Linked DNA regions of Homo sapiens: region 2 is linked to region 1. Evidence: read pairs that join two places in POLR2A ChIA-PET (ENCODE). Cell type or tissue: A673. All regions are shown on one strand. Links, peaks and the distances in the headings refer to the core of each region. The heading gives the core; the rest is flanking DNA. Region 1 overlaps ARHGAP35 (Rho GTPase activating protein 35). Region 2 overlaps ARHGAP35 (Rho GTPase activating protein 35).

The links. Peaks named below come from ENCODE experiments on the same cell type or tissue, not always from the same donor. Only the 100,000 strongest peaks of a DNase experiment are listed, where the experiment ranks them.
Region 2: POLR2A ChIA-PET joins it to region 1 with 12 read pairs; 8 of 35 experiments call an interaction of 5 or more read pairs at or near these places.

The regions. Positions count from the first base shown.
Region 1 is chr19:46,984,169-47,000,284 of GRCh38, forward strand. It overlaps ARHGAP35 (Rho GTPase activating protein 35), which reads left to right. Exons shown (of 7, transcript NM_004491.5): 4 at 3,821-3,898; 5 at 5,376-5,507; 6 at 15,136-15,241. Among named protein-coding and RNA genes, the nearest start is that of NPAS1, 28 kb to the right of the region's middle. In A673, for the core only: a CTCF peak has its summit at 7,189 (motif pointing left); a DNase peak (open chromatin) is centred at 7,283; H3K4me3 peaks cover 347 bases; H3K27ac peaks cover 2,229 bases.
Region 2 is chr19:46,886,759-46,902,874 of GRCh38, forward strand. The region is part of intron 1 of ARHGAP35 (Rho GTPase activating protein 35); the gene reads left to right. Among named protein-coding and RNA genes, the nearest start is that of ARHGAP35, 34 kb to the left of the region's middle. RefSeq lists a silencer at 6,237-6,316. In A673, for the core only: no CTCF peak of the experiment used is centred there; a DNase peak (open chromatin) is centred at 7,383; H3K27ac peaks cover 2,297 bases.

The DNA of each region.
Region 1 (16,116 bases), core at 5,943-8,442:
CTGGTAGGTAAGGATGCCTGTGAGTTTAAGGTTGAGGCTTTCTCAGATGGACTTGGGAGCCTGCAGTAGACATGGTGGGTGGAGGTCACTGTTGGTAAGAATTCTGCCTTCTGCCACTGGCGGGTGTGGGCCAGAGTCACCCCTAGGGTGTTTCCATGTAGGAACAGTGGGGTGTTCTAGACACAAATGCCTTAATATCCAGCATCTTTGCCAGGGGGTCTGCTCCAGGACCCCAGCCCTTTTCCTGCTGTGGTCTCAGGCCTTTGGCAAGCTGCCCGTGCTCTTTCCAGCGTCCTGTTTCTCACCTGGGTTGCCAGCTCCCTGCAGCCTTGGTGGTGTTTGCAGCCTGCTCTCAGTTTTTTTAATCTTTTTTTAATTGATGTCTAATTAGTAGTTACGATAAATTGCACTAGCCAAGCAAATGCTACCTTTCCTAAATTACGCCGTGGTATTGTGTACGACAGCAGCAGGGTTGCTATTTTAAAATGGGATTGCGTAAAATAAACATGTGCCCAGATGACAGGAAGTACTAAGTTGATGATTAATTGATGCTCTGGTACGGCCTCGTGCTTTCCAGTGCTTCCATTTGTGTGACGATCCATCTAGTGAAGTTTCAGCAGGTCCACACCACTGATAATTGCCAGATCGCTAATTTGCAGTTCGTCTCCTGCCCTCTCATGCCGGGGCCGGTGGCCATTATGAGGCAATGCAGAGCAGTCCTCAGTCCCGCTGAAGGTCAGGGTCACCAGAAGGTGATGTGCGGCCCTCGGCTGGCCAGGTCTTCTGCAGCTCGGAGACTGCCTCTCTACACTGAGACTCAGGAACGGTGACATTGCTGCATTATTCCGGACTCTTGAGACTGGTGCTATTTGTCCTGTCATTTTCTTTGTATTATGTAGGGCTGATATTCAGGGAAAGGGAAAATAACTTAGATTTAGTTTTATTTGTTTTTTTCAAATTAGGAGATGAAGACTTGAGCCTGCTGACACATACCCAAGGCTTGCTCATATGTGAAATAGGTAGAAGTTTAAATATGTCTTGAGAGCAGTTGAGAAAAGAGTCAGTGGAAAAATTACTAACTAGTGCTGGTGAGCAGGGTCTCGACAGCACAGGGGGTACGGGTGTGCCATCTCAAAAGCTGCCCTGGTGCTTAGGCCAGAGGGCTTCACCCAAGTGTGGTGCTGCTTCTGAGAAACGGGGGTGCTGTGGTCTGTACCCCAGCCTGGTGGATTAATAGGAAGCAGCAGAAGCTTGAGCCAGGTGTCTTCTGGAACACTAAGGAGGCAGGACAGTGGCAGAGTCCCCGGACTCAGACCACTCTGCCTCTTAGCAGCTATGATCTGGGGCAAGGACTTCACCTTTCTGAATCTTAGTTTCCTCATGTGTGTATTCTCTACCTACCCAATAGCTCTTCCCATGAGGTGTGGGAGATTAAATGGCATCATCGTTTATTTAATAAACAAGCAAATGGTGGATGGGGACAAAGCACCTAGCTCAGTGCACAGCGTGTGACCACTCTGATATGGAAAGTGCCAGCACTCTCCCAGGCGAGTACAGCAGTGGCAGCTCCTTTGTAACTAGGCGTTGCTTGGTAGGATGTCCCTGGGGTTGGTCCATTAACCTCCTTTTCTCTCGGGGAAAGGGCCTTGGTGCAATTAACAGCTTTTAAGCCAGAGAATTGATGCCTCTTGCTCCAGTGTTCTTGAAGCCTCAAGAAGTCTGGGACCCCCAGAAAACAGGCAGGCCAGTTGCTTTTATCTTGCCTGATGGCTGTCTCTCCAGAGGTAGCAGTGACAATAACAACCAACACGTGGCTCTCGGAAGCCTGACTGACTCCAGGGCCCGGTGCTCTCTACTGTCGGCACTGTTTCTGTTGTCCAGGGGCAGCACCCACAGTGCTTCCTCTGTGCACCTTCAGCAAGACAGAGTCGCTCAAAGCCAGTCTTCAGAAGGGACCCAGGGTTGCTTTAGCCATGAGACCCCATGTCAGTTTTCACAGTGACTTCACTGTCCTTTCGACAAAGTCCTTGAGATCTTGATGGCTCACAGTGGACTTCGTTCCCAGGACAGGGTGAGTGGACTCAGTAGACAGCTTGGAATCCACTCTAAGCTGAACAGTGCTCCTCTGCCCACGGTAGGATGGGGAGGGAGTGGGAGCCCATCCTTCCCTTGATATTTTATTCTAACTTACGTATTTAATTGACTTTTACTACTTTTTTTCTTGTATCACACTATACACCAAATAAGTTCCAGAATGATCACAGAATGAAATGATTTTTTTAACTGATAAAAAGAACTAGAAGGAAAAAAAACAATAGCTGATACAGGAATAGGAAAAACCTATTCTAAGCATAAAAACCAAGGAAGACATCATAAAGGAAATGGCTGGTCTTGAAAGCCTAAAATTTTTGAATTATATACTTCAACAAATTCAGTAAACAAAATTAGAAGACAGATAACAAAAAGGAAAAATGTAAACATATATAACGTTGATATAATTACTTAATATTCATAGACTTTCTCAAGTTCAAAATAAGAACACTAGGAAAATTAACAAGAACATGAATACGATATTCACAAAGTAAGAAATACCTATTTCCAGTAATCTGTTAAGCTTTTACTAGTTGTCAAAAAAACATACTTGTGAGTTAATTTTATTTATTTATTTATTTATTTTCAGACAGAGTTTTGCTCTTGTTGCCCAGGCTGGAGTGCAGTGGCACGATCTTGGCTCACCACAACCTCCACCTCCTGGGTTCAAGCAATTCTTCTGCCTCAGCCTCCCGAGTAGCTGGGATTATAGGCATGTGCCACCACACCCACCTAATTTTGTACTTTTAGTAGAGATGGGGTTTCTCCATGTTGGTCAGGCTGGTCTCGAACTCCTGACCTCAGGCTATCCACCCACCTCGACCTCCCAAAGTGCTGGGATTACAAGCATGAGCCAAGTGCTGGGATTACAGGCGTGAGCCACCACACCCTGCGCAAGTTAATTTTCTAACAGTAAAAACTTGGAAAACCCTGTATCACTTTTTTTTTTCTTTTTTTTCTTTTTTTTTTTTTTTTTTGAGAGAGTCTCACCTGTCACCCAGGCTGGAGTGCAGTGACGCAATCTCAGCTCACTGCAACCTCCGCTTCCTGGGTTCAAGCAATTCTCCTGCCTCAGCCTCCCAAGTAGCTTAGATTACAGGCGCGCACCACCACACCCAGCTGATTTTGTATTTTTAGTAGAGATGGGGTTTCACTATGTTGGCCAGGCTGGTCTCGAACTCCTGACCTCAAGTGATCCTCCTGCCTCAGCCTTCCAAAGTGCTGGGATTACAGGCGTGAGCCACCGCTCCCAGCCAACCCTGTATGATTAACAGCATGACTATTCTTACAGTGATCATATACTTTGGTGTCTTTAAAATCATGTAAAAGAATAAGAACTTGAAGTGATTAAAATAAATTCACAACATACTTTGTAAGTGAAAGTAATTGGGTTAAAATATATACTACCTCTGTTTTTTAAATGAAAATGAAAAACTCAAGAGTATACATCAAAATATGAACAGAAGTTATCTTTAGCTGCTGTGCTTCTATAGTCTTTCCATTTTTACCAAAAAACAAATACTTTAAAATTTTTAAGTGAAAAAGAAAATGGAGGTCAGATGGGTTGAAGCATCTAGAAAAATCAAACGAGAGTGTGCTGAGGCCTGCTCCTCTCTTGTGGTGGGCACCTCATGGACTTTCCCTGGCTTTCTCCTTGTCTTCGAGCCCAGCCCTCCTCATTCTCTGCTCTCCAGTTCCTGCTCCTAAGACCCTGCCTGTTTCTCCTCAGGACTGAGCACGGAAGGCATCTACCGGGTCAGCGGGAACAAGTCTGAGATGGAGAGTCTGCAGAGACAGTTTGATCAAGGTAAAGTGCAGCCTGGCCAGGCATCCGAGGCCAGAGCTGGTCAAGGCAGACACAGCTGCCTCGGTGAACTGTCTGTGGGGCTTCGGAGCACTCCTGCCAGCACAGACCCAAAGCCACGAGGTGCTGAGACTGAGAAAGAGACCATGTGTGGCTGCAGCGGGGAGGAGGGGACCGGGTCCTGTCAGTGAACCGAAGCACCATCCCTGCCCAAGCTGGGTCATGTAGGCCACTCCCCACACTGCCACTCACAGATGCTCTTCCAGGTTGCCCGGGCACATGCCTCCCTCACCACACTGAAGAGCTTTGCCTGTTTTCCCATGCAGAGCTAGTTGCAGGCACATGATATACAAGTCGGGTTGAGATGTGATCCTGTTTTGCCAGGGCCTCAGATCTACCCTCCTCACAAAGTCCCAGCACCAGAGAAAGTGAGGGACCATCGTGTGAGGAGCTGAGCCCTTGGGACAGAGACCCAAGTTACATAGCTCTTGGCAGGGACTCCCTTCTCCTAAGCTGAGCCAGCTTCAAGAGGCCTAAAGTCAGGCAGCCAAACTACCTCTTGGAATTGCCCACACTGTGGGATGAGAAGCCACGTCCCCCAGTGCCAGAAGCAAAAGCACCAGAGCAGGGCACATTCCCATCTATCAGCAGCCAGGGCAGGAGGCACCACCCAGAGTGGACACCACACCCACTTCCCAGGTGGGCGGCCCTTGCGCCTTGCAGCACCGCAGTCGGGCTCAGCTGGCCGGCAGCAGGCAGAGGGGACCGCAGGACAGGGAAACGCCTGCTAATCTGTGGGAGACACGAGGCCAAAGTGAGGGTAGAGCCCCCAGTGTGGGATGCATTTGTATATATGGGAGATCCTGTACCAGCTTACCTCCCCCATAGTGGAACCTGGTACTGTCCATCTGTAGAGATTTCTTCGTCATCAGGAACGCACTGAAGTATGTATGCAATGAGAAGGAAAGCATGACATGGGTCAGCGGTGCCTGTGGCTGGGAAGGGCCAGAGAGAGAAAAAATGAGCCTATTTGCCCTCCCACCATAGGGGACAAGGATGGAGGCAGCAGTCACAGTGGTTGCTAACATCTTTGTGACCTACCTGGAAAGCGAGCCACCCTTTAGGAAAGCCGCCTCCTTCTTCTGTGATGGGAAGGGAGTAAGGAAGAGGCAACAGCATATCAAAGCCAGATGAAGGCAAGCTCCTGGCACCAAAAACCAGCATGTGGGGGTAGCACCCCTGCCCCGAGAGTGGTAGAAGGGGCAGTTCAGCAGTCTCGGAAAGAGGTGCTGGGGCCAGCCCATGCCTGAACCTCAGAACTCGCGTTAGCGCTCACAAGTCCCACCCCTCCAATCCTTGCCAGTCCTGAGGCCGTCTCTGGCTCCTTGAGGTTTCTCTAGCCTCTCCTGAGCCCCGAGTTGTCCTGATGCTTCTGCCTGGCTTAGAATGGTTTGGCCTCACTCTCCTGACTTCCTTTCAGACCACAACCTGGACCTGGCAGAGAAAGACTTTACGGTGAATACCGTGGCTGGTGCCATGAAGAGCTTTTTCTCAGAACTGCCTGACCCCCTGGTCCCGTATAACATGCAGATCGACTTGGTGGAAGCACACAGTGAGTACCGGCAGCCCAGTGTTGGGCGGATTGAGGGAGAAAGGGCTTGGCACTGGAAGAATAGGTCCTGCCCTCAGAATGGATGCTGGCTGTTAGAGCTGAGGTTTGAAGGACAGAGGGCAAGGGAATTAACCAGATGACAGCAATGGGACTTGCAAATCGGGCTCCTGCCCTTGTAGACCTTAGGTGCTTATCTGAGGGTTACACCAAGAGAGTTGCAGGTTTCCCCCAAACTCTCATTAGTTAAGAGCATGGTTTCGGTGTCAGACTTGGCTCCTTCGCTTGTGGCCGACTTAACCTTCCCTGCCCCTTGTGTCCTGCCGTTGTTACCATCCCTACTCCTGCGGATGAAATTCTATTCGGAAAGGCCTAGAAGTGAGGCTGTGAATAGCCTATTTAATAGTAGGTCTTATTTTTCTTTCCCCTCTTCTTACCTGTCTTCTCCTACCTCTCATGTAATGAAGTTAACATGGGTCTAGGGTCCTACAGCCTCTTAGGAAGCCGGCCTCTGGAGGGAAAGAGATGACTCCAGTGGCCCTGGCCAAGTAATCATTTGATGCTGTAGCAAATTAGCACCTCTGGTTTTAATGGTATCCTGTGTGCCATGCCACCTTGCCTCATCAGTTGTTCCTGCCCCAGCCTGCCTCTCTGTAGAGGTGTTTGTCCAGATGGGCGAGCCTTCTCACTGGCCAGCCTTTCCCTGGACTTTGTGTAGTACCACAGAGGATGCCTGACCTCTCAGAGCGTCCCACCATGTGGCCCTCACTACCTTTTAAGTCATCAGCAGCCTTCCTGCTTTGTGCCTCTGGCAGGCCAAGACCCAGCAGCAGCCCTTGCTGTGCAGCTGCAGAAGGGAGTGTCTCTGCTAGCTGCCCAGAGATCACAGCCACCTGTGATCCAGCAACCAGAGGGTGGGGAAGAGGAAAGGAGACGTGTTCCTCAGGGGCAAGACATTAGTCTCATCTTGTCACTGCCCACCTCTAAAGAGGGAGCTTTAAACAAGCACAATTTATTCACAAGCCTGATGGTGTAGGCAGAAATTTGAGGGAGGTGATGGATCAGCATGGCCCCGAGTCCTGGGTCACTGACTCTTAGTAGCATCTGAAGGAGACAGGTGTGCAAGAAGCCCACCCCTGAACTGTCAGAGCCTCAATAGTGACAGGGCTGCGGGGCCTCCAAGCTCATCCTTCCAGGGTCTGCACTTCCTATGGTGTCTGTTTTCACAATCTGGATGCCACCTTCACCTTATTCTGTCCACACTCTCTTAGCTGACTGGAATTGTTCACAGCTCCTGACCCTATCTAAGCCCACAGGGATGGGGCAGGAGAGCGTGGTACTCCTGGGAGGGTCATAGAGTAGCCTGCTTTCTGAAGACGGGAGTCAGGGTTTCTCCAGGGGAGTTAGTGGGTGGGGACAGTTGCAGGCTTCTCCCCTGATCCTGCTGTCTGAAGATAGAGGCTTTCCCAGCAGTCACTTCTCCAGCAGGCTCCAGGCAGGCACAGATGTGAAGTCGCATGGGAAATCTCTATTCTGGAGCCAGCTTTCTTTCCACGGAAGCTTGTCTCACAGTGGAAGTTAGGAAAAGAGGAAGGCGTAGACTGATACCCAGTTTGCTGGAAGCCGGGAATTCCTGTCTGCATTTGTCTTGACTTGGCGCCATCTAGAGGTGCGTGAAATCCTGCCACCCGGCAGAACCCCATTGTTTCTGCGGGAACTGCTGACACAGCACCTTTTTGTGTAGGGTTGTGGGGCCGGCAGGAACGGGAGGTGCTATTGATAGGGAATCAGCCACCCTTCCCACAGCAGCTCTCACCCAGCTTCCACTGCTCAGGAGGTGGCTTCTGGCCGCTGCTACTGCAGCAGCCTGGGAAAGGGTGGAGGTTTCCCACTTCCTCTTCCCATTGTGTGTTTCCTGTCCCCGACGGTACTCAGCGGGGGCTCCGTTGTCTTGAACCTGACCGAAGCGGGTGGGAGAGGAGAAGATCTTGCTGACATGGCACCTCTCCCGGCCATAGCAGTTGACTGAAAAGCTGGGCTGTGGATGTTGCAGGGCCAGGTTCAACTGAGCCGCAGATACCAGGCAGTGCAAAAGTTAGTAGTGTTAAGGGATATTATGGAAAAAAGATGATTGTGCCCCAAAGTAGCTCTTCCCAGACTGGCTGGGGTTTCCATGGCTACATCAACTTGACCAGTTCTTTCTACTTAATCCCTGAGAGCAATTGTGTCTCTATATGTTCAGGCCTTGGAACCAGTTTCAAATCCCATCACAACAAATATCAAGGTCACTAGCAAATGGTTTTGTTAGCTCCAGAATTTCACAATATTGAACACTGCTGAAAATGTACTCGCAAAATAGAGACGTTTGTGATTATTTGCCAGTTATTTTCCTCCCACACTCAAGGTGACACGTGGGAGATTCAGAAATGAACAGCAGCAGCAACCGCACCGCCCATGGCCTGTGTGCCTGCCTAGGCTGGGCCCGGCTCTCCACGAGGCACTTGATTCCCACCACTGATCTTCCTTTGAGGAAGATGGTATTATAATACATCTCCATTTTACAGAGAAGGAAACAGCTTCTCAGAGGTGATACAGCCTGCCCAGGGTCACACCGCTAGGGAGTGGCAAGCCGGGGCTTGAGTCCCTGCGTACGTGGGTGCAAATGAAGTTCTCTGAAGACAGAGCAAAGCTGAGCTTGAAGTGCACAAACCCCAGCAAGGAAGGCGCGAGGAAGAGGGCTTCACAGGGGAGATGGGCCAGGGTTTCAGGAGGCAGAAGAAAAGGCTTGCGCTGCCTGTTCTGTCTCCTACCTGTAGCCCACCCCCACCTTCAAGAGTCGCTCTTGCCTGGTTTCTCCCCGTCTCTGTGACTCCCTCCTCCCTGCCTATCTGGAGTCGACCCCGTCCAGCTGGTGTCCACAGGCCCTGTCCTATGGCTTTTGTGCTGGAAGGGGTGCTAGAGCTGGCTCCGTCTCAAGCCAGAGGGTCAGGACCAAAGGACCTGTGGCTCCAGGGTCCGCATTAACTCCCTGTAATAGCTCACAAAATTCAGTCTTTTTAATTTAAGGAGAGACCAGTCATTTTCATCACATTGTTGAAGGGGATGTGTGACCCGAACATGGTTCAGGATGCCAGCTCATTGTCTCGGCCTTTCCATTTGACAGATGAGACTGTTGGGGCTAGAGATAACAGTGCAGCCTAGGTTACCAGGGGACGGCCCTGCTGCTCTCTGGGCTCTTGTTCACCAGCTGCCTTGGGACGTTACTGGTTCTGGGATCCTGCCTTCCTTTGATCTGTCCACATAGCTGCCCGAGGGCACGGGGGTGCTTCTCACACCCACGTACGGGGTCATTAATTTCACAGCTAGCCAGGCCCCGTGTGGACAGGGACAGATGGCAGTGGGCACACACATATGTGGTCCCAGGCTCAGTCTGGTGGGACAGGACATTCAACAGGTGATTGCAAAGCCGTGTCTCCAGGGGAAGGACAGCTTGGATTCTCCATCCTGAGCCCTGCAGAGTGAGGTCTTGGCCTTGGAGTTGTTTACCACCTGGGGCGGGGAGAGCCGACGCCGGACGAGCCTGCGTGATCACTGAAGGGCTGTGACCTTGAGCCGGGCTTTCCCTTTCCTGGCGATGCAGGCGTGCAGATGGTCAGCGGCGGCCAGCAGGGACTTTCCTCCAGGCACCGAGCTGGCAGCAGCAGACCCAGGCCTAGAGCTTGGTTGGCAGCCTGGCTGCCAGTGATGGCAAGTGGCGCAGCACAGCCAGGGCAGGAGTGTTCTTTGGGAACAGGGTCTCTGCCGCCACTTTGTTTGACCTTGGACCGGTATTCTGGCTTTGTGAGGCCTGGTGTGTCTGTTTTGTAAGAGGTATGGGAAGCTAATCGGTAAGGTCCCTGTGCCCTCTGTCTGTCCCCTCCCCTCCCTCCTGAGTTCTTGGGGTCTCTATTGTACTAAATTGCTGGATCTGTGTCCAGGCTGTCTTGGTTCAACTGGCCCAAAAATGCCTCCCTTGGACGTTTCTTGTTGTCTCAGTCGATGGCCCCTAAGTTCAAAAGTATGATGTCCCAGGAAGAGGTGCAGCTCCCAGCCCACGCCCCCTGAGCAAGAGCAGAGCCACCTGGAGCCAAGCCAAGCAAAGGGGTGAGCGCAGTGTGGAGGCTGGGGTCTCCTCCATAGGCCACCTTCTCTCCCGGCCCACGCCCCTGGACTCCTGTCTACCCCTGACCACACACTGGAGCAGGATGGGTTGTTTGTTGTTGTTGTTGTTGTTAGAAAAAACTAAGTGTCTTGACTCCCAAAGGGCAGGCTGAGGGAGCAGAGGATGTGAGGATCGGGCCCTCCACAGTCTGGGTCCTGAGGGGACTCTGAAGGGGGTGGAGGTTACACCAAAAGTCTGGACGAGCGGACCTGGGAATCCACAAACCAGCACACGCCAGGTGTGGGGAGAAGCCACCCTGGGCACCTGTACCATGGCGGGTCCGGGTTGCAGCAGCTCACCCAGGGCTGGGTGCCCTGACGGCCCTGTCCCAGTAGGGACACCAGGGAGCCCATTGCCCCTGCTGTTTCTTTGGCCAGTGTAGACACCTGGCCGGGCGGGCTACCTATTGAAGCTGGGGGTCCCTGTACAGCAGGGCTCCACTGAAGATGGTGAGTGGCTGCCCTGAGTGTGCCGCTGCCCTGTGACCAGGTCCACACAGACTGTGGCCCCAGCCTTCGGCAGCACCATAGGGTAGAAGGTGTCCAGGGTGCACGGGCTGGGCTGGCTCTTGGCCACCAGCTTGTTCCCCAGGCCTCTGGCTTGGAGCCTCGGGAGTCTGTGCTTGACCACACCCAGGCCCAGGTTGGAGCGGGATAGCCCAGTCAGCACCGTGCTCAGCAAGTAGCAGCCAGCCAGAGGCGCCGTGAACTCGCCGGGGATGAGGATGGTGGTCAGGAGGGGAAACAGAGGCAGGGCCAGGAAGGCCTCGAGGAGCCGGCCCAGAGCTCCTAGACTAGAGAGGCACCCACTGGGTCCTTTCCCCTCTTTCCACTAGACCGTAAGCGGCAGGGAATTTGGTTTTTGTCCCCTACTGCATCCCCAGTGTGTAAAATAGTACCCAGGCAGGAGCGGGTCCCCGTAAATATCTGCTCCTCCCACCCACTGCGGATGAACAAATGACCCAAGGAGGAGGGGCCTCCCAAATCCGAGAATGAAAGAATTCGCATTGTCTGACAAGGCAAGAATGGGGCGCTGTCACCACACAACCTCACCCATCCCCACGTGCTCAGCCCAGCCCTTCTCATGCTCACCTGCCTCTGGGTCAGAGTCACCTCCTCCCTCGCTGAGGACTGTTGAGGGACCTGTGCCTGGTTCCAACCAGGGCAGCTGAAAATGCCACACAGGGCACAGACACTGCTGGTGCCTCCCCCAGTCCTGAGTCAGGGGAGGGTGGGTATAGAAAAAAGGCTGGGTACAGTGTGACTGGGTACAGTGGCTCATACCTGTAATCCCAGCACTTTGGGAGGCCAAGGCGGGCAGATCATGAGGTCAGGAGTTCGAGACCAGCCTGACCAACACGGTGAAACCCCGTCTCTACTAAAAATACAAAAATTAGCTGGGCCTGTAATCCCAGCTACTCAGGAGGCTGAGGCAGGAGAATTGCTTGAATCTGGGAGGTGGAGGTTGCAGTGAGCCGAGATCGTGCCACTGCACTCCAGCCTGGGCAATACAGTGAGACTCCATCTCACAAAAAGAAAAAAAGTGTCCTAGCTGGTGAAGCCAGCACCCTGGAGGCCCCCCATCCCCTGTCCTGTCAGAGGATTACTACAGTCAGAGAGGGCTCTGCCGCGTGCAGGGAGGCGGGGACCCAGAGCAGATGGGCTAAGCTGGGAGACAGGCCTGGGTCCCATCCACCTTTGCCATCACCAGCCTTGTGGCCTTCTCTTGGCCTCTGGAGTGGGTTTCTCAGCCACCATATGGGTAACGCCCAGCCCCACCTTCCACTCGGGTCTGCGGTCAGGGCCATGCACAGAGCACTGTGAAGCTGTCCTGCCAGCACTTGGGCAGCACCCAAACCTAAGCAGCTACTGGTGCCTTTGCCATGTGAAGAGGCTGCAGCTGGAGCCTAGAGTAGGTCCCTCCCCAGAGAGGCCCTAGAGGGGTGAGGGCAAGCTTTGCTTAAGGAAAGAGGTGAATGGGGCTGAGTCAAAGGATGTTCACAAGGTCGACCTTGCTTTTAGTGTGGGCCAGACTTGAGCAGAAGGGCCTCTCGCCCTCCTTGACCTCTGCCCAGCGAGCTCCTAGTGCTGCTCAGTACTCAGGAGCACCTGGACCAGGCAGCCAGTGGGGAGGGGAGCAGGCGAGGAGACTGGCCACCCGCTCCTCACTAGGCGTTCGGCTGAGGTGCATATGCAGAAGGAGGCTGGGATTCTAGGGGGCAGCCCCTAAATTTATTTTTTTTCTTTTTGAGATGGAGTCTTGCTCTGTCACCCAGGCTGGAGCACAGTGGCACGATCTTGGCTCACTGCAACCTCCATCTCCCAAGTTCAAGTGATCCTTCTGCCTCAGCCTCCCAAATAGCTGGGATTATAGGCACACGCCACCAGACCTGGCTAATTTTTGTATTTTTAGTAGAGATGGGGTTTGGCATGTTGGCCAGGCTGGTCTCAAACCCCTGACTTCAAGTGATCCACCCACCTCAGCCTCCCAAGTGCTGGGATTACAGGCCTGAGCCACCGCGCCCGGCCCCTAAATTATTATCAATGCAGGCTTTGTAACTCCCACCCCTGCCCCTCCCCACCCCCTGAAGAAGAAACAAAACCACCCGCCTTGCTACTCATCAGATAGGAAGGAGAGCAGGCATCTCTGGCAGACCTAGGCTTTGCCAGCCCCGTTTCCTGCCTCCAGCCAGAGGACGGGATGAGACCCAGCTCTTATGTAAAGGTGCTACCACTCGATGCCTAATTAAGACAAACACAGCTGTGTTTGGGTCGTGCAGGCACCTACGGAGAGACCTGTGTCCTCCTGTGCCAAGCTAGCAGCTGGAAGGGGGCATGACGATTTTATTAAGTGAAGCTTTACACCACACACATGCTGCTTGTGTTTTCTAATACGGTCTTCTGTCCTCCCTACAGCAGTTTACTTTGTTTATGTAAACATTTTATTGTAAAATGACAATGAATTGTTTGAAGACTCAAGGTCGTAGAAAAGAGTGTGCCCATGGCCGGGTGCGGTGGCTCACGCCTGTAATCCCAGCATTTTGGGAGGCCGAGGCGGGTGGATCACCTGAGGTCAGGAGTTCCAGACCAGCCTGGACAACGTGATGAAACCCCGTCTCTAGTAAAAATACAAAAATTAGCAGGCGTGGTGGTGGGCACCTGTAATCCCAGCTACTTGGGAGGCTGAGGCAGGAGAATCGCTTAAACCTGGGAGGCAGAGGTTGCAGTGAGCTGAGATCACGCCACTGCACTCCAGCCTGGGCAACAGAGCGAGACTCCATTTCAAAAAAAGAAAAAAAGAAAGTGCCCTTGAGGTGGAACCCTTAAAATAAACCTTGGATTCAGAGAGATGAAGCTGCTCATAGCCCAATAACTAGCTCCCAGGACTTTTTTAGTCATTTCTGATAGACAGATGTTACCAAGACACTGCTCTTATCAAGTCACACTCTCAAGGCCACAGATTTGCCAGGTTTCATTCCTCCTCATTAGGCTGCCCGGGAGAGCTCCTGGAGCTCTGTCCCTTCCAGCCCTGCGGCCTCCCTTCCCCACAGGCTCCTGCGAGTAGACTGGCTCCCAGGTGCCCTTATTTTGTGTCCAGCTGTGAACTCTTCATTTAATTGCCAGGTGTCACCGAATGAAGGAGGCACTGTCCACAGCCCCTTTTACAGACAAGGAGACTCACCCTAAGGTGTCACTTGCCCAAGGTGACACGGTTGACGCGAGAGGCCGGATTTGTACCAGGGCCATCTGAGTCAGGATCTGGACTCCAGACCACCACAGGACCTTCCTCCCTGCTCAGCGTGCCCGTCATTGGCATTCTGTCTGCTCTTCCAAGTCTCACTCTCACCAGGGTGCTTGTGCAACTCCCCCAACTCTGACCCTCTGGGTACGTCACCTGCTGCAAGGTGACTAGGAAGCTATGGGTTTCCCAAAGAATGCTTGCTTCAGGGCTGGGCGCGGTGACTCACGCCTGTAATCCCAGCACTTTGGGAGGCTCAGGTGGGTGGATCACGAGGTCAGGAGATCGAGACCATCCTAGCTAACACGGTGAAACCCCGTCTCTACTAAAAATACGAAAAAATTAGCCGGCGTGGTGGCGGGCACCTGTAATCCCAGCTACTTGGGAGGCTGAGGCAGGAGAATGGTGTGAACTCAGGAGGCGGAGCTTGCAGTGAGCCGACATCGCACCACTGCACTCCAGCCTGGGTGACAGAGTGAGACTCCGTCTCAAAAAAAAAAAGAAAAAAGAAAGAAAAGAATACTTGGTTCAGGGAGTCCGCACCCCTCCCGGATTCATCAGCAGAATGGCACACATATGTCTCCGGCCGAGACGGTCTGGCACCATCATCTATCCCAAAGGAGCCCGAGCCCCCGGGCCCATTAGCAATCATCTGCGCTTTAACAGGCCTCTCTTCACCACCCCCACAGCCGCCAGCTGTGAGGTCGCTGCCATCTCCTTCGTGAGACCCTCCTGTGGTTCTTCTGAGCCCTGGAGTCCACGAAGGAAACATGGGGGCATCTTTCCCTGCACAGAGAAATCTGTCTTAGCCAGCTGGGCTCCAGGTGGGCTCTGGGACGTTTGTGCCTCACCAGCCCCGATGCCCTTCCCAGTCAAGGTGGGCCACACCCACTCGGGGATGGCAAGCCCAGTGGCCACAGCTCAGGCCCCACAGCCAGTCCCAGCTCTGCAACTTCTAAACTCAGATACTTCATCCTCAAAATGGGGTGACGAGTTCCTGCCTCACACGATTGTGGGGACTCATGGAACTGGGCCTGGCGCGGGTTACAAGCTGCATTCCAGGCAGTTGTTTTCCCTCCCCCAGGACATTAGGATTCCATGATAGGCAAAGTGTGGGCGTTGGGGGAAAAGGGGGTGCGTAGTTCCTTTGGTGAAGTGCATAAGAATTCCCCCACTGTTTCCATCAGCCCCTCCAACGGGGATGTGTGGACGGTCCCTGTGTCTCTAGGAAAAGGACAGAGCCTTGGTCTCATGACCGACTGACTCCCTCCCTCGAAGGCCTGTTGGCGTGGGTGGGTGGCAGCGGCCGCCCGTCTCCATCTGGTCAGGAAGCAAGCAGGCTTTCTGCGTAGGGATGCCTGTCTCCAGGGGCAACCGGATGAGCAAAGAATGGTGTTCTTTATGGCGGAGTGTCTCCAGATTGTTCTGTCTTGGGTGGTGGGGGCCAGGAAGCCCCAGGCACACAGTGCCGCCCTTCAGCGGGGGCCTGGGACACAGAGGTGGGCCAGACCCCTGGGCCAGTGCCACTGCCAGGTGTGCCAGCCTTGGGCACAGGCTTTGGGGGAAAGAGTGGGGTTAGTGTCATCCAAAAGCCCTGGGCTGTCCTCAGAGAAGGCCCATCACAGAGCACGCCCTGGGGTGGCCACCAGCCTCGGCCATGAAAGGCAAGGCTTTGGTTTTCTCTCTCCTCAGAAATCAACGACCGGGAGCAGAAGTTGCATGCCCTTAAGGAGGTATTAAAGAAATTTCCAAAGGAAAACCACGAAGTCTTCAAGTATGTCATCTCTCACCTAAACAAGTAAGTCGCAGGGCCTTCTGGTTGGTTTTTCCTCCTGAAAATTGACAGCCAGGGTCAGTGTGTCGCAGAACAAGGCTCTGTCCACAAGCCAGTAGAAGCCTCAGGCCCTGGCCTGGAAGGGGTGCTGGCTGGCCTCCCATGGTGCCCGCTGGTCTCGGTGCCCAGAGCCTCTGCCTCTCGCCCATCCTCAGGCCTCCCTCCTGCTCCTGTCTGAGGGCAGCCCACGTGGCCTCAAACCTGCCTAACACCAGATAGGGCACTTAGCTCCAGCGGGCATGGGGCCTCTTGTAGGCCTGTGTCCCAAAGCTGGCAGAGAGAGAAGATCTTCTGGTTGGTACTGATGCTCCAGAAATCTTCTCCTGAATCAAAAACACCTCAGAGTCCCTGAAAGTCCTCTCACAGCATTCACGTTCCCAGCTGGGGAGAACCGGGACACTGCACCTCGAGAGATGTGCTGCAGGAGACAGCCAGCCTCCGGCATGGAGCACAGCCGCAGGCGGGAGGCCGTATGGTTGTTCCCTGAAGTTCCATGTGTGTGGAGGAGATCTGCTGGCCGAGTGGCCTCTGATGGCGCTCTGGCTTAGGACACTCAGCCTCCCTCCCTCGTCACAGCCGGAGCACCGCCACTGCTTTGGCTGGCTGCAGAGTGAGTCCCTGAGGTGGTCCATCCACCCCCAGGGGTTTGCGGGGCTCCAGGCAGCCTTTCCGAGGTTGGCCATGTAGAGGCACTGGGCTGGAGGGGAGAGGACACTGAGGGCGCAGCCTCCCAGGCAGGGCAGGGTACAGAGAGCTGCGCATGGCCTTTTCTGCTCCACCTGAGGGAAGAAAGGTGGGCTCAGCCTGGGTGCTGAAGACCATGAGCGCCCAGGGCCAGG
Region 2 (16,116 bases), core at 6,106-8,605, 97 kb before region 1:
TCTATCCTAATGCTTAAGAATCCTTAGTGAAAATGTGGGAAAGAGGATGAATCACTGTTTTCTCCCTTCCCAAATCCCAGATGATTTTGCTAGAATTTTAAGGATGGATTGAGTGTTCAGGTGATTTTGTCTTGACTTCTTGGGTTGGTTGGGATCTTTAAAGAGAGAGAGATTAAAAAGGATTTACTACTAGCAAAACTGAAAAAGCAGAAACATGTCTGCTTGAATTTTGAGTTTCTTTTCTCTTTGATAGTGGAAGCAGCATCTTAGGCCAGGTTCATTTTGTAACTGGTGTGGGTGTATGTATGCATGTGTACATCCGTCTCATGTTTGTTAAATTTTCTTGACTCCCTAACAGTTGTTTGTACTCCACATCATCAGTTTTGGTACCTTCTACTCGTTACTGAAAGGATATATTTACCTTCTCAGTGGGTTGGTGAAGATGGGGGGTGGGGGAGCATATATGGAAACTGATGAAAATGATAAAACCGTGGTGCTCCAAAGTAAAGAAAGGAATTTTTAAAAGCCTTTGAATTAACTGGAATGTGGGATCTTGGATTGGATCCTGGTACAGAAAAGGCAATAAATAGAAAAACTGGTAAAATCTGAAAGTCTGTAGTTTAGTTTTTTGTGCTAATTTCTTAGTTTTGACAAATACACCATGGTTATGTGAACATTAGGGGAAGCTGGGTGAAGGGTATGTGAGGACTCTGTAACATCTGCAGCTTTTTTGTATATCTAAAATTATTCCAGAGTAAGAAATTGAAATAGAAGCTGTGACTAGCAAGAGCTTCCAAGGGCTGTGACTTCACCAAGGGAGTGTGTTCATAAGTAGGGCTTCTCTCTAAGGGCCTCTAGAAGTTCTGCTTATCTGCCCACTTCCCTCCTTCAACTCAGTGCTCTAACCATGTGGAATGACTAACTCTCCCCAAAATCCATGCTTCTGGGCCGTTTCATACACTTCTCATCGGGGTATTCTCCTGCTACACCCTCCCCGACCGAACCAAAAACAAAATACATAAAGATCACCTAAAAAACAAAAAATGCAGCTTGACTAATTCCTTTTCATTCTTTAGGTCTCTGGCTTAGATTTTATTTTTTTCAGGAAGCCTTCCCTGACCCACAGAAGTCAGTGTCTTGTCTGAGTTTGCCTGCTGAGTGGAACCCTCATTGTGCTGGTACTTAGTACTTTGCCTTTTTTTTTTTTTTCTGAGACGGAGTCTTGCTCTGTTGCCCAGGCTGGAGTGCAGTGGCACGATCTCGGCTTACTGCAAGCTCCGCCTCCTGGGTTCATGCCATTCTCCTGCCTCAGCCTCCTGAGTAGCTGGGACTACAGGCGCCCGCCACCACGCCTGGCTAATTTTTTTGTATTTTTAGTAGAGACGGGGTTTCACCATGTTAGCCAGGATGGTCTCGATCTCCTGACCTTGTGATCCGCCCACCTCGGCCTCCCAAAGTGCTGGGGTTACAGGCGTAAGCCACCGCACCCGGCCTCAATCAATAATATATATATATATATATATATATATATATATATATATATATATATATATATATATAAAATATTGATTTTATACACACACACACACACACACACACACACACACCCCACAACAAGAAGTAAGGCTCCTGCTCACACCTTCTTAGGCTCCACTGGCAGCAGCTTCCCTCATGCCCTTGGGTAACGGTGGCTGTGGTTTGCTCTGTACCAGCATATATGCTGTAGATGGCCAAATCCCTGCCAGGGAGACAAACTCAGCACCATAAAGGTGAGAAAGCACATTTTGTAAGGCTTATTCTTATATTTCAAGGTCCCAGGGGTCCAATTTAGGAAAATGTTTTGTTTTTTAAAATCTGCTTAGTTATGTAGCATTATCTTTTCCTGTACTATGTGAATTTACAGCTCATTTTACCATAAAAGATAATGTGTAGGTTGTTTAAAACCTGTTCTTTGGCCGGGTGTGGTGGCTTATGCCTGTAATCCCAGCACTTTGGGAGGCTGAGGCGGGCAGATCACTAGGCCAGGAGATCGAGACCATCCTGGCTAACACGGTGAAACTCTGTCTCTACTAAAAATACAAAAAAAAAAAAAAAAAAAAAATTAGGCAGGGGTGGTGGCACGTGCCTGTAGTACCAGCTACTCAGGAGGCTGAGGCAGGAGAATCACTGGGGTGGAGGTTGCAGTGAGCCAAGATCACGCCACTGCACTCCAGCCTGGGTGGCAGAGCGAGACTCCGTCTCAAAACAAAACAAAGCAAAACAAAAAACCCTGTTCTTGGACTGGGCATGGTGGCTCACACCTGTAACCCCTGCACTTTGGGAGGCCGAGGCAGGTGGATCACCCAAGGTCAGGAGTTCGAGACCAGCCTGGCCAACATGATGAAACCCCTGTCTCTACTAAAAATACAAAAAATTAGCCAGGCATGGCCAGGCGCTGTGGCTCACACCTGTAATCCCAGCACTTTGGGAGGCTGAGGTGGGCAGTTCACGAGGTCAGTAGATCAAGACCATCCTGGCCGACATGGTGAAACCCTGTCTCTACTAAAAATACAAAAGTTGGTGTGGTGGCGTGTGCCTGTAGTCCCAGCTACTCAGGAGGCTGAGGCAGGAGAATCCCTTGAACCTGGGAGGTGGAGGTTGCAGTGAGCTAAGATCGCACCACTGCACTCCAGCCTGGGTGACGAGTGAAACTCCATCTCAAAAAAACAAAAACAAAGACAAAGAACCGTTCTTTAGTAAACCAATCAACAGCGATTAATTATATAAAATGTGCACCGCCTTAGGTGGTATACATAGCACTATCAGACATGGCTCCTGCTTTTGAATTTCTTACTTTCTAGTAGGGGAAAATAGAATATCCTCACCCCACAGTGTGTTACTGTGGCTCAACCACATGAATCAGGAAACAAGAGTAGAGGCCATTCGGAGCTTGCAGTGAGCCGAGATCCCGCCACTGCACTCCAGCCTGGGCGACAGAGCGAGACTCCGTCTCAAAAAAAAAAAAAAAAAAAAAGAGTAGAGGCCATTGTGGTGGGTGGTGAAACATTACAAGTACTAAAGCCATTGCTTCAGCTTTCTTTAACAGTGTGACCGCTGAAAAACTAAATGGTTAGTGTTTTGGGTTGCCTCTAGTGAGACATGGCTAGACGTGCAGATTCTAAGCAAAGGTTATAGGAACTTGAGGTTCTGTAGACCCTTAAGGGGTTGGGTCAGGGGTGTCTATGATGCTTTCAGAATGAGTATATGCTGAATTTTGGGGTCTGTATATTTTCTGCAGAGAGAGAATTTGTAGATTTCATCAAATTCTCAAAGGAATCCATGACCCAAAAAAGACTACAACCACTGGCTTAGAGTAACACTGAGCCCCATGGCCTCATTTTGTCTCCGTTTTACTTTACTGTTCTAGATTGAGACCTGCCTTTTATTTTTCCCTGATACTTATTTGGAGGGGTCCTTGATGCAAAGAACTCTATTGTTGAACATCTAAGGAGGAGTATGTAAGCTTTCTTTTTTGGAAGCTTGGGTATTATGGCTCTTAAATCTTCATCTTTTCTGTCATTGTTTAGTAAAAATGTCTTTCTATTTGAAATAATGATTACTGTATTTCTAGGTGCAAGTATTCATTCATTTGTCATGTATTTATATGCTGAGGCCCATGCTGGGCAGTGGTCATAGAGAGATGAAATGACCAGATCCTGGCCCTTAGAGGCTTTTAGTGATACACATGTAAGTGCTCAGAAATGGTAGCTGTTAGTCTCCTGGGAACAGCTATTATATAGTGTCATGGCCAAAGTCATAGAGGATATACAGGGTAGAACAGGAACACAGGAGAGGTTATCTAGACTATGTTTCATTGAAATTTCACTGTTGATTCATCTCATTAGCTCATTGATGGGTTGCAAACCTTTGCATGAGAGGGTGTAACAGATTAGGTGTTTGGGGCCTTTGCCAAACTGGAGAGGTACAGTTGGAAACACGACAGTGACTGAGGCTGTAGCTGTGACACATGTATTCAAATGGAACTCACTTAAAAACTATTGACTCTATTTCTCTACTTTTCTGTCGACAACAGTATACGGTTCTGTTTGCCCTTAGTCACTCAGGAGGTATTTATTGGATGCCCAGAGGGTGTGTAATACTGGACTGGACCCTTGGACTGGACTGTTTACTTACTAGAAGAGCAGATGGAAATGATTGGGTTGTGGCTCTTTGGCAATATTCTTTGCTGTCTCCCAGTAGTCAGTATGGTAATAAGCTTCCCTCTGGTGGGAGGTAGGATAGTTGGGCTTTGGAAATCAAAATACCAGAGTTCCAAACCCAGCTCTGCCACTTTCCATCTGGGTAGCCTTGGCCAGGTCAGTTGATACCTCTGAGCCTTGGTTTTCTGATGTACAAAATGGGGATATAACTATCACCCGCCCTCCAGGACTTCTGCCACATAGTAGAGCCCAATAAATGGAAGTTGTATTGTTACTAGCAGGTGAGGATTATAAACCATGGAGGAATTCCCTCACTTTATTGATTCATTAAGGATAATTATTATGTTGTGCAGAAGAAGGAGTATTCTACTTATGTGAATGGGGGAGTTTGGAATTCCTAGTTAGAAACAGTGGCTCAATCTCTCATTTTTGGCCACTTTTCTTAGGCTTTTTGCTAGGGCAAGTTTTTTTTTTTTGTTTTTTTTTTTTAGATGGAGTCTCGCTCTGTAACCAGGCTGGAGTGCAGTGGTGCAATCTCGGCTCACTGCAACCTCCGCCTCCCGGGTTCAAGCGATTCTCCTTCCTCAGCCTCCCAAGTAGCTGGGACTACAGGCTAGCACCACCATGCCCAGCTAATTTTTGTATTTTCAGTAGAGACGGAGTTTCACCATGTTGGCCAGGATGGTCTCAATCTCTTGACATCGTGATCTGCCCGCCTGAGCCTCCCAAAGTGCTGGGATTACAGGCATGAGCCACTGTGCCCGGCCAGGGCAAAGGTTCTTAATCCAGGGTTCCTGAATTTTTTGTGTAAGTCCATTCTATTTTCTGGGAGAAAGTGTTCAAGTTTTTATCAGATTGTCAAAGGGATTCTTAACTGCCAAAAGATTAAGAATTGGTTAACTGGCCAGGCGCGATGGCTCACGCCTTAATCCCACCACTTTGGGAAGCCGAGGCAGGCAGATTGCTTGAGTTCAGGAGTTCGAGACCAGCCTGGGCAACGTGATGAAATCCTGTCTTTACCGAAAATACAAAAATTAGCCAGGTGTTGGCCGGGCACAGTGACTCACAACCGTAATCCCAGCACTTTGGAAGGCCGAGGCAGGCAGATCACTGAGGTCAGGAGTTCGAGACCAGCCTGGCCAACGTAGTGAAACCCTGTCTCTACTAAAAAAAAAAAAAAAAAAAAAAAAGAAAAATTAGCCAGGCCTGGTGGCATGCCTGTTGTAATCCAAGCTACTTGGGAGACTGAGGTAGGAGAATCACTTGAACCCGGGAGGCAAAGGTTGCAGTGAGCCGAGATCGCACCACTGCACCTAGCCTGGGCGACAGAGCGAGACTTTGTCTCAAAAAAAAAAAAAAGAAAAAAAAAAAGCCAGGTGTGCTGGCACACACCTGTAGTCCTAGCTACTTGGGAGGTTGAGGTGGGAGGATCACTGGAGGGAAGTCTAGGCTGTAGTGAGCCATGATCACGCCACTGTACTCCAGCCTGGGTAACAGTGAAACCCTGTCTCAAAAAAAAAAAAAAAAAAAAATTGGTTAATGGACCTGTTGGGTGGGTATGGAGCCACAGTTGGTACCTTTGATCCTGAAATTGTCCATTATAATAAGATATTACTGAGAGCAATTTTCTAAAGTACGAAGTATGTAATGAAGATACAGGGAGAATATTCAGAAGTTTTTGTTGGCTGCTTTTTTTTTTTTTTTTTCTGCCAGGAGTAGGTGGGACAAGTATAAAGGAAAGTGGTATCAGGAGGAAGTAAGAAGTAAGAAACCACCTAAATAATTGTTAGCTGCTTGTCCTCATAGTTCTTTCCATAGGTTGATTCTGAGTTGGGGCGTCTCTGCACTGTACCTTGCAATCAGGCCGGACCACTTGCTTTTTCCTGAACACTGTGTTCAGGCTTTGTATGTTCATGAGGTCCCTCTGCCTAGAGTATCTCTTCTCCCAACATTTGTAAGTCCAGTTCTCCATGCATCAGAGCTTCCTGGTGTTGCCTTTTAGAGTTCTCATCAGCTTATAACTCCCTGGAGAGCACTGACTCTCATCTTCGGATCCTTCACCGTCATGGTCCTTTGCACATGGTAGGTGCTAAATAAAGGGTTGTGGAACTAAGTGAAGAGTGATACATATGAAGGAAACAAACACCTGTGTAAGGGAGAAGGCTATAAATTAAAATTTTCAGATACCAGTGAATTCTGCGGGGGAGCTTGGGAAACCCTTAGAGTTTCACTGACAACCTGAATAGGGGGAGGAGCCTGCCCTGAGTTAGGAAGCAGGAGTGTGGGGAACAGGTAGCCAGCCATAAGGTCTTGGCCAGGTCATATCACTTCTGGACTGGAGTTAACACCTTCAAAAACTGTTCGGGTTGGACTTTTTGAACATATAATAGAGGTGATGTTGATGAGCATCTACCGTATACCAGGTACTACTCTAGGTCCTGGGAATATAGTAGGTTGCCACCAGACAAGACCCCTTCTTTTCTAGTGGGAAGCATTGGGTGGGAAGTTAGTCCTTTCTAGCCTTAAAATGCTGTGATTCTGTCATCTGAAGAATGGGCACCAACTTCTGCTTGGGATTGTTTTGAGGATCAAATGAGAAAGCACTTTAAAGATTATAAAACACACTTACCTTGTTTATTATGAATACTTCTCTCCCCCCTTGGTTTTGCCCCCCTTGGTTTTGACTTAGGTTTTTTAAAAGTTTAAAATTGAATTGTACCAATAGGAGTATGAACTAATGATCCCAGGGTTTAGGTAGATTTGGGGACTTAAATCTTTCAATAAGTGATCCTTTAGCTAGATTGGGATGTAGGTTTGTAATATCATCTTCACCAGTGAAAAATGTATTGGGGGGGAAGTCCATTTATTTATGGATATTTTGGATATTTTGTTTCTGCCTTAACATAAGTTCGTTCGTTCGTTCTTTCTCTTTTTTTTTTTTTTTTTTTAAGATTTCAAACTGTCTCTGCCATTATTCTTAAATACAACTTTATATTGGTGAAGGCTGCTTGTCAGGGAAAAACCAAACTTCTCTACTGATTTGGGATTTTTTTTTACCATAAATTCAGGGTGCAGTTGTTCTTGAAGTGGTTCCATTTTGTGATTAGGCTGAGTATTTTTAAGCACAACTCTCTCCCTTGTCCTTAGAATTATCTCCAGTATCCTCAAAACAAAGAGCAAATGATGCAATTAGGATGCAATCCCTTGCCTGTGGATTTCAAGGAAAATTATTTTCCACACTACTTGGAAGCTCATGGACAAAGTCAAGCTTTCTTTAGATCTGGTGAACTTAGAAAAAATAACTTGATGAAGTGAGATTCTTACCTTGAGGTTAGTTTTTGAGAGTGGATCAATGATGTGAAATTTCTAAGATATTCTTGATTTATAAATATCACTTTATGACTCATTCCTTGGAGCAGTTTTTATTTTTTCCTTTGAAAAACTTTAGATGTAATTGACTTTGGTTTACACTCTATCCTGTTTTTTGGTTTTTTTTTTTTTTTTTTTGGAGACGGAGTCGCTCTGTTGCCCAGGCTGGAGTGCAGTGGCACGATCTCTGCTCACTGTAACCTCTGCCTCCTGGGTTCAAGCGATTCTCCTGCCTCAGCCTCTCGAGTAGCTGGGACTACAGGTATGTGCCACCACACCCAGCTAATTTTTGTATTTTTATTGGAGATGGGATTTCACCATGTTGACCAGGCTGGTCTAGAACTCCTGACCTCAGGTGATCTGCCCGCCTCAGCCTCCCAAAATGCTGGGATTACAGGTGCAAGCCACCACGCCCGGCCATACTTTTAGTGAAAGGAAAGCCATGTATCTTTTTCTGCTGTCTCCTATGTCATGTCTTACTCTGCCGTTTTGTAATGGTCCTTGAGATTGAGATAATAGAGAGAGATTTTCTAGATTTTCACCTACTCACTGATTTTTACTACAGGCATTTTAATTCCTTTAAATTTGAGACTGATTTTCTTCCCATAGTATTTAACTTATCATCATCCTTATAGGAGGGCCAGACCCTTAGGATTTATGTGAATACTGCTAGTTGGTAGGAAAGGTACTTTTCCTGAAGCCTTGAAAGAGTATTTCCAGAATAGTGAGCTTCATATTTTTTTGGTAACTTTTTTTTAAAGGTATACTTTCTGTGTAAATAGAAATGAATTTTTGCAATTGGATGAGGGGGAAAAAAGCTGAAATTTAAGGGCAAAATCTTTTTTTTTTTTTTTTGAGACGGAGTCTCGCTCTGTCACCCAGGCTGGAGTCCAGTGGCGCGATCTCGGCTCACTGCAAGCTCCACCTCCCGGGTTCACGCCATTCTCCTGCTTCAGCCTCCCGAGTAGCTGGGACTACAGGCGCTCACCACCACGCCCGGCTAATTTTTTTGTATTGTTAGTAGAGGCGGGGTTTCACCGTGTTAGCCAGGATAGTCTTCGATCTCCTGACCTCGTGATCCACCCGCCTCGGCCTCCCAAAGTGCTGGGATTACAGGCGTGAGCCACCGCGCCCAGCCGGGCAAAATCTTATAGCATCTTATCCCTTCTATGGTTTGGGAAATTAAGAAAAGTGCACGTTGGTGTTTTCTCACAATTTAATGCTCAGGCAAGTAAAATGATATCCTTAATTGCAAGTTACTGAAGTTGAAAGGCGACCATTTCCCATCAATTAGAAATGGTCTTTATGGTTAACTCTGGCAGAAATTCTGTTCTTCTGTGAGGCTTGGGTGATATCAGTAATCCTATTGAGGAGAGAGCATATTGAATCCTCTGACTTTGGGCAAATAATTTAGTCTCCAGGTCCCAATGCCCTTGTCTGTGAAATGAAGAGAATACTTACCCTTCCCGGGTGGATTTAAAAATCTGTGAGGAAGGCCAGGTGCGGTGGCTCATGCCTGTAATCCCAGCACTTTGGGAGGCTGAGGCAGGCGGATCTCCTGAGGTCAAGAGTTTGAGACCAGCCTGGCCAACATGGTGAAACCCCATCTCTACTAAAAATACGTAATTGGCTGGGCTTAGTGGCACATGCCTGTAGTCCCAGCTACTCGGGAGGCTGAGGCAGGAGAATCGCTTAAACCCAGGAAGCAGAGGTTTCAGTGAGCCAAGATCGCGCCACTGCACTCCATCCTCGGTGACAAGAATGAAACCCCGTCTCAAAAAAAAAGCTATAAGGAAGCCCAGCACAGTGGCTCACACCTGTAATCCCAAGCACTTTGGGAGGCCTAGGTGGGAGGATCACTTGAACTCAGGAGTTCAGACCAGCCTAGGCAACATGGTGAAACCCTGTTTCTACAAAAAATTAGCCAGGCGTGATGGTGTGCACCTGTAGTCCCAGCTGAGGTGTATCACCGGAGCCCGGGAGGTCAAGGCTGCAGTGAGTGGTTATTGCGCCACTGCACCTGCACTCCAACCTGGGCAACAGCAAGTCCCTGTCTCAAATAAAAGCTAAGAAGGCAAGTTTTGTAATAGTACTTTGAGCAGCATAAGGTACATATACAAAATATTGTGGGAAATATATTATGAAGTTTTGCATCTAGGTACATAAGAGACTGTTTCCCTCACAGTGGAGAGCTTTGGTAAAAGAGCAAGTGGATTAGAGCAGTTGTAGCTTCTGTTTTCTCCAGAAAGCTCACGCTGTGCAGCAGCTGTTTTTGTCCATTCTGGCTTTGCAGCAGTGCAGTATTGGGGTTAAGCCACGTGTGTGGGCCTCAGAGGCAGGCAGCTGGGGCCATACTAAGCCGGGTGATCTTGAACGAGTCTCTTGACCTCTGCAAGCCTGTTTTCTCATCTGTAAAATGGGGATTATAATAGTAGCTGCTCTGTTGGGTTACTGTGAGAAATGCTTAATATGGATTGTAGGGCATGATTTCCTATGGTAAGGTTTTTAGAAGTAATAATGGACCAGCTAAAAATGTTCAAGCATTTATCTACTGGGCATGTTGTCTTTTTTTCTTTCTTTCTTTTGAGACAGCTTCTTGTTCTGTCACTCAGTCTGGAGTGCATTGGCGCGATCTTAGCTCACTGCAACCTCCGCCTCCCAGGCTCAAGGGATCCTCCCACCTCAGCCTCCCAAGTAGCTGGGACTACAAGCGCATGCCACCACACCTGGCTAATTTTTTTTTTTTTTTTTTTGGTAGAGATAGGGTTTTGCCATGTTGCCAGACTGGTCTTGAACTCCTAAACTCAAACAATCCACCCGCCTCAGCCTCCCAAAGTGCTGGGGTTACAGGCGTGAGCCATCGCGCCCAGCCTTCAGCATGTTGTCAAAGGAAGTATGAAAATGACAACAACTGATGGCCCATTTTCATCAGTCATCCTGGAAATCAGCAAGAGTCAAGCTGCTTTGTGCACTTATTGGGGTGCACTTATTTTCTCCAAGGTGTCCATTTCATGAGGCATTTTTTGTTAATGGAAAGCTGGGTTAGCAAATGCAGTGATGAAGGGCCATAAGTATAGTTTTAGTAGTTGTTAACCCTTGAAGGTAGTGGGTTTATTTTGTCTTTTTTTTTTTTTTTACGACCTCCAACACTTTCTATTTATCTTGGCTTAATATAATACCTGAAAATGAATTTTAGTTAAGACTTAGAGATTTGTCTAAACAATCTCCAAGCAGGTTGAAAACTGAGACTTTCAAGAGCCAGGGGATTTGAGTGTATTCTGGATTAACTTGGTTCTTCATCTTTCCAAGAAAGGTAAACTGTGTTCTAGGCAGTTTTTGTAATGGGATTTTCAGGCTAGATCTTTAACCAAAAAAAAAAAAAAAGAGGCCCTACAGAAACTTAGAAACAGCCTTTACAGGGTCAAGGGGAGCTTTGACAAGGAAGAGGCAAAAATCTCTGCCCCATGTGTCAGTTGAACTTCTTCCACCTTCCCTCACCAGTGGCTACATTTCAGGGCTGAAAGGGCTTTGGAATCCTTTGCTGAGTGCTTTGGATGAGATTTGTTTTCAAGTTGCTTTTTAGAATTAGAGTGACCATTTACATGGTTTTCATTCCCAATCTGTGAATTCCAAAGCCTTATACCAGTCACCAGGCAGATACGTTACCTAAGAAGTGCCTACTTTTGGAGGCCGAGGTAGGTGGATCACCTGAGGTCAGGAGTTCGGCTAACATGGTGAAACCCTGTCTCTACTAAAAATACAAAAATTAGCCGGGCATGGTGGCGCATGCCTGTAATCCCAGCTACTTGGGAGGCTGAGCCAGGAGAATCACTTGAACCTGGGAGGCAGAGGTTGAAGTGAGCCGAGATCGCGCCACTGCACTCCAGCCTGGCTACAATGCGAGACTCCGTCTCAAAAAAAAAAAAAAACAAAAAGAAGTGCCCTCTGTGTGTAAGGTTCTGAGGAAACATAAAGGAAGGATTCTCCCAATTCCACAAAAACTCGATTTAGTCAAAAAAATATACTTATTGACTTTCCTAAAAAATTAAAAAGAAAAACAACTAAATACACAGCCAACTAGCATCTTCATTTTTAGAACTCAAAAATTAATTGGAATATACCTAGGGAGAAATTTTCTGGAATTTCATTTTCTGGGATATTTTTTAAAATTGCTAGTCCTCATTCCTTTGTCATTTTATATTTCATTTTCCATCTTAGTTAATATTGCTGTTTTTATTTCCTCATTCTCTGTTATTGTATCAGTTATTGTCCAATCAGGAAAGTAGAAACCACTCTAGATAGTTCCAGCAGGAAGGGACTTAAATGCAAGGGATTTATTACAAAGGTGCTGGAAAGGCTTGGGAGGAGCAAAATGCAGAAGAGGGTTGTTATCCAGAGATGAGAAAGCTGCCTGTGGGCTAGAACCCAGGAGCCTCCATGCACAGATGAGCTGCTGCTGCTGCTGCTGCTGCTGCTGCTGCTGCTGTTGGAGCTGTATTGCTGCAGTTCACCAGGAACCCAGAAGCCAAAACTGCGCTGATGTGCTGGAACCTGCGGTGTGTGTAGTTGCCTGCATTCTTCCATAGTTGTTCACTGCTCCTGCTGCTGCTGCTCCCCAAGACAGAGCAGTAACAGGAAAAAAGTGGTGTTATCCTTCCACTTGCCAACCAATCTCCAGCCTTTGAAAACCTAACTGTGGAAGCCAGCTGGCAAAGGAGTCTGGGAAATGTAGTGTGCAGGCTTTCAGTTCTGCTGATACGGAGGAGAATGTAGAAGGGCGCGTTTGACCAAATGAATGCTGTAATTGCTTGGGTGATGCATTTCTCATAACGGAGATGGGCAGAGAAGGCATTATTTTACACTGATAACATTCAGAGAGGTGGAGAAGAGGCACAGTGGCATTCCAGATAAGGGGATAGCCAGAGTGGTGGTGTGGAGGCAGGAATGCTCATGGCATGTTCAGAGAATAGCTTAGCTGGACCATAGAGTTCTTTTTGAAGGATAGCTAGAAATGAAGGTAGAAAATAAGGTTGGGTTCAAATTGGATTGAGATTGTGGTAGTAAAAGCTGTCTTACAATTAACCCATGTTGGGTGTGGTAGCTCACGCCTGTAATCCCAACATTTTGGGAGGCTGAGGCTGGCAATCATTTGAGCCCAGGAGTTCCAGACCAGCCTGGCCAACATGGTGAAACCTTGTCTCTACAAAAAAAATACAAAAATTAGCCGGGCATGGTAGCACACCCACACATCTAGTCCCAGCTACTCAGGTAACTGCAGCGGGAGGATCGCTTGAGCCTGGGAGGTTGAGGCTGTGGTGAGCCATAATCGCGCCACTACACTCCAGCCTGGGTGACAGAGTGAGACCCTGTACAAAAAAAAACAAAAACAAAAACAAAAACAAAAAAAAAAAGAAGAAGATTAACCCATAGCACTTTACACAGTGATTTGAGCTGGGATAGACCAATGAGGAAACTCTTATGATAGCTCAAGCTTTAAGGGCTTGAGGACTGTGGTAAAAACCTGTACATTCAAGACAAAGTTGTCTTGAATGAATTGTTTCTGTCTTAAGAACTGAGGCTATGGTAGTGGAGTTGGAGATAAACAGTTCATTCAAAACAAGCTTTTAACTGATGTACCTGTCAATGGCTTGGGGCAAGTAATTGGAATAAATAATGAATTCTGATTTTCTGTTGATTTTTCTATATAAATTGAATTTGTTGATTACCTTATGCTCTTGAAAAGGTCTTAGTTCTCTCTTTTTTATGCTTTTACTTCTCTGGGATAATGCCTTGATAAGTTAGACTCATCATGGTATTGTTAGGATCTTCCTTGAAGTGGCATTAAATTCACTTTGATCATAAACTTTATTCATAAATTTGTTTTTTGTTTTTTGGGTTTTTTTTTTTTTTTTTGAGATGGAGTCTCACTCTGTCACCCAAGTTGGAGTGCAGTGGTGCAATCTCGGCTCACTGCAGCCTCCTCCTCCCAGGTTTAAGTGATTCTCTGCCTCAGCCTCCCAAGTAGCTGGAATTACAGGCATGTGCCACCACACCTGGGTAATTTTTGTATTTGTAGTAGAGACGGAGTTTTGCCCTGTTGGCCAGGCTGGTCTCGAACTCGTGGCCTCAAGTGATCCGCCCACCTTGGCCTCCCAAACTGTTGGGATTACAGGCGTGAGCCACCATGCCCAGCCTTTATTAGCCAATTTGAAACCTGTGCAACAAGTTCTGCAGGGCCTTGATAACTTGAGGTAATACTTAAATTACTTGTGGACAGGTTTTTGGTTTTTTCTTTGGACACTAATTCATTAATTCCATTTAGGAGGTATTTATTGAGCCAGCAGTGTGTGTGGTGCTGAGGTCACATGAGGAGCAGAATAGATAAGACATTAAATCCCCATCTTTTTGGAGTTAACAATTTAATGAGAAATAGAAATTAAAGAAAAAAAAAACATTCCTCGGCCTTAGGGCCCTTGCAGTTGCTGTTCAGCTGCCTGGAATGCTGTCCCCCAGATGCCCAGATTCTTAACTCCCTTGCCTCCCTCATGGCTGCTCCCACGCCTCCTGCTCAGTGGGACCTGCTCTGGCCATCCCTTTCAGCTCTGTGCATACTCCTCTACCACGTGCCGGGGCTTTCTCCCCATTCTATTTCCCTCCTAAGTTTGCTTTGTAATTGTCTGTTTCCCTCTGCTAGAATTTAAGTTCCATGAGGCAGGCATCTTTGTCTCTTTTGTTCATTGCTGTATCCACATGCCTAGTACAGTGCCTGGCACAGTAGTAGGTGCTTGCTCAGTAATTTTCATTGAATGATTGAATGGGCGAATGAGAATAAATAAATGAGGGCATCCAGGGAACCCAAGGAAGGCTACAGTGGCTAGTGAGAAAAAGGCAGAATGGTGGAGATGAGATCACATAGGGAATAAGAATTTGAGGGTTTAATATAAGAGCAGGCCAGGCATAGTGGCTCACCCCTGTAATCCCAGCACTTCGGGAGGCCGAGGCAGGTGGATCACTTGAGGTCAGGAGTTCGAGACCAGCCTGGCCAACATGGTGACACCCCATCTCCACTAAAAATACAAAAATTAGCTAGGCATGGTGACGCGTGCCTGTAGTTCCAGCTACTTGGAAGGCTGGAGCAGGAGAATCACTTGAACCCGGGAGGCAGAGGTTGCAGTGAGCCGAGATCGCGCCACTGCACTCCAGCCTGGGTGACAGAGCTTAGACTCTGTCTCACACAAAAAAAATGATCAAATCTGTTCTTTAAAAGATAACTTGCTGCTCTAGGAGAGCAAGAGTATACATGTGAAGAACGCGTAAGGCTGTGGGGATCCAGGCGATCTAGATTCCCTGGCAGCAGATACGTTGGCTTTCTCAGCTGTTGAATTTGAGTGCCCATTCCAAGGGTAGGCATTGATTGTTATCATTCTGATTATACTTGCATGCACTTAGGTTATCATTAGCCCCTAGAGACTTACCTGTCTCCTTGAAGAACATCATTGTCCAGTGATCCTGCTGACAGATGAGAGCTGTCAAGATAGCTTGGCTGTGAGATGCCATTTAACTAGTTTTTATCTGTGTATGCTTTCCCTCCCCCTGCAAGATTTAATGACCTAGCCAGGAGAGAGTCTAGGCTTCCTGGCTCCTCTCCAAGTGTTCTACCACTAAAATGTTAATATTACCTTTCTCAGAATTCTTCTGAATCACTTGTTGGCACTGTAAGTGGCTTTTTAAACTTTGATTTTGCCATTTTTGAGTCTGTTTGTACTAGGATTTTTTGCTGGAGGAATTTGAGCTGATTTGATTACTTAAAGAAGGCCTTTTCACTTACCTTTGCTTTTTAAAGTTGAGTAGCCTGTGATAGGTGGGAATGTTTCTGCCACCTGACATGTTAGTTGGCAAAGTAGTAGAGGCAGCCTTTAATAAAAGTCACTCTGGAAGAATATTAGTTGGGTACTTAGCATTCTTGGCATTCTTATGGAATGATACAGGTTTATGGCCTTTTTATTAAGTTCTTAAAATCAAATGATCTTTAATTAGAAGCAATCATATATAAAACTTTGTGACTCCAGACAACACTGGCCTTACTGTATTCTACTATGGAGTGGGGTTTGTGCCTGTAGGAATGCAGGTTTGGGTTAGGGGAGCGGAGAAAGGGGTGTGAGAAGGCCATATTGAACACATTGTAGCCTGGTCTGTGCCATCTGCTCCCGGCTGCCTTACTGGTATGGAATGTGGACATACAGCTTTTGAGCCTAGCTGTACCTTGCTTGGCTTTTAGCTCTCATGATTCAACTGGCTGAGCTTAGCTTTCTGTTACAGTCAGTAAGGAAAATGGAGTTGAGCAGCCTGTTTTTTGAACTCAGGTAGTCATGAGGCTTGACAAGCCATGACACATATATTTTAATCGCCACGGCCCCCTCTAATGTTTTAAATAAGACAGTAGAGGAATATTTACATTCAAGGAACAACAAGTTATCACAAAACTCCCCCCAACATACACAGCAAGAAAAATGCCACCTTATTCTATTGTATATGATTCTTCACTGGG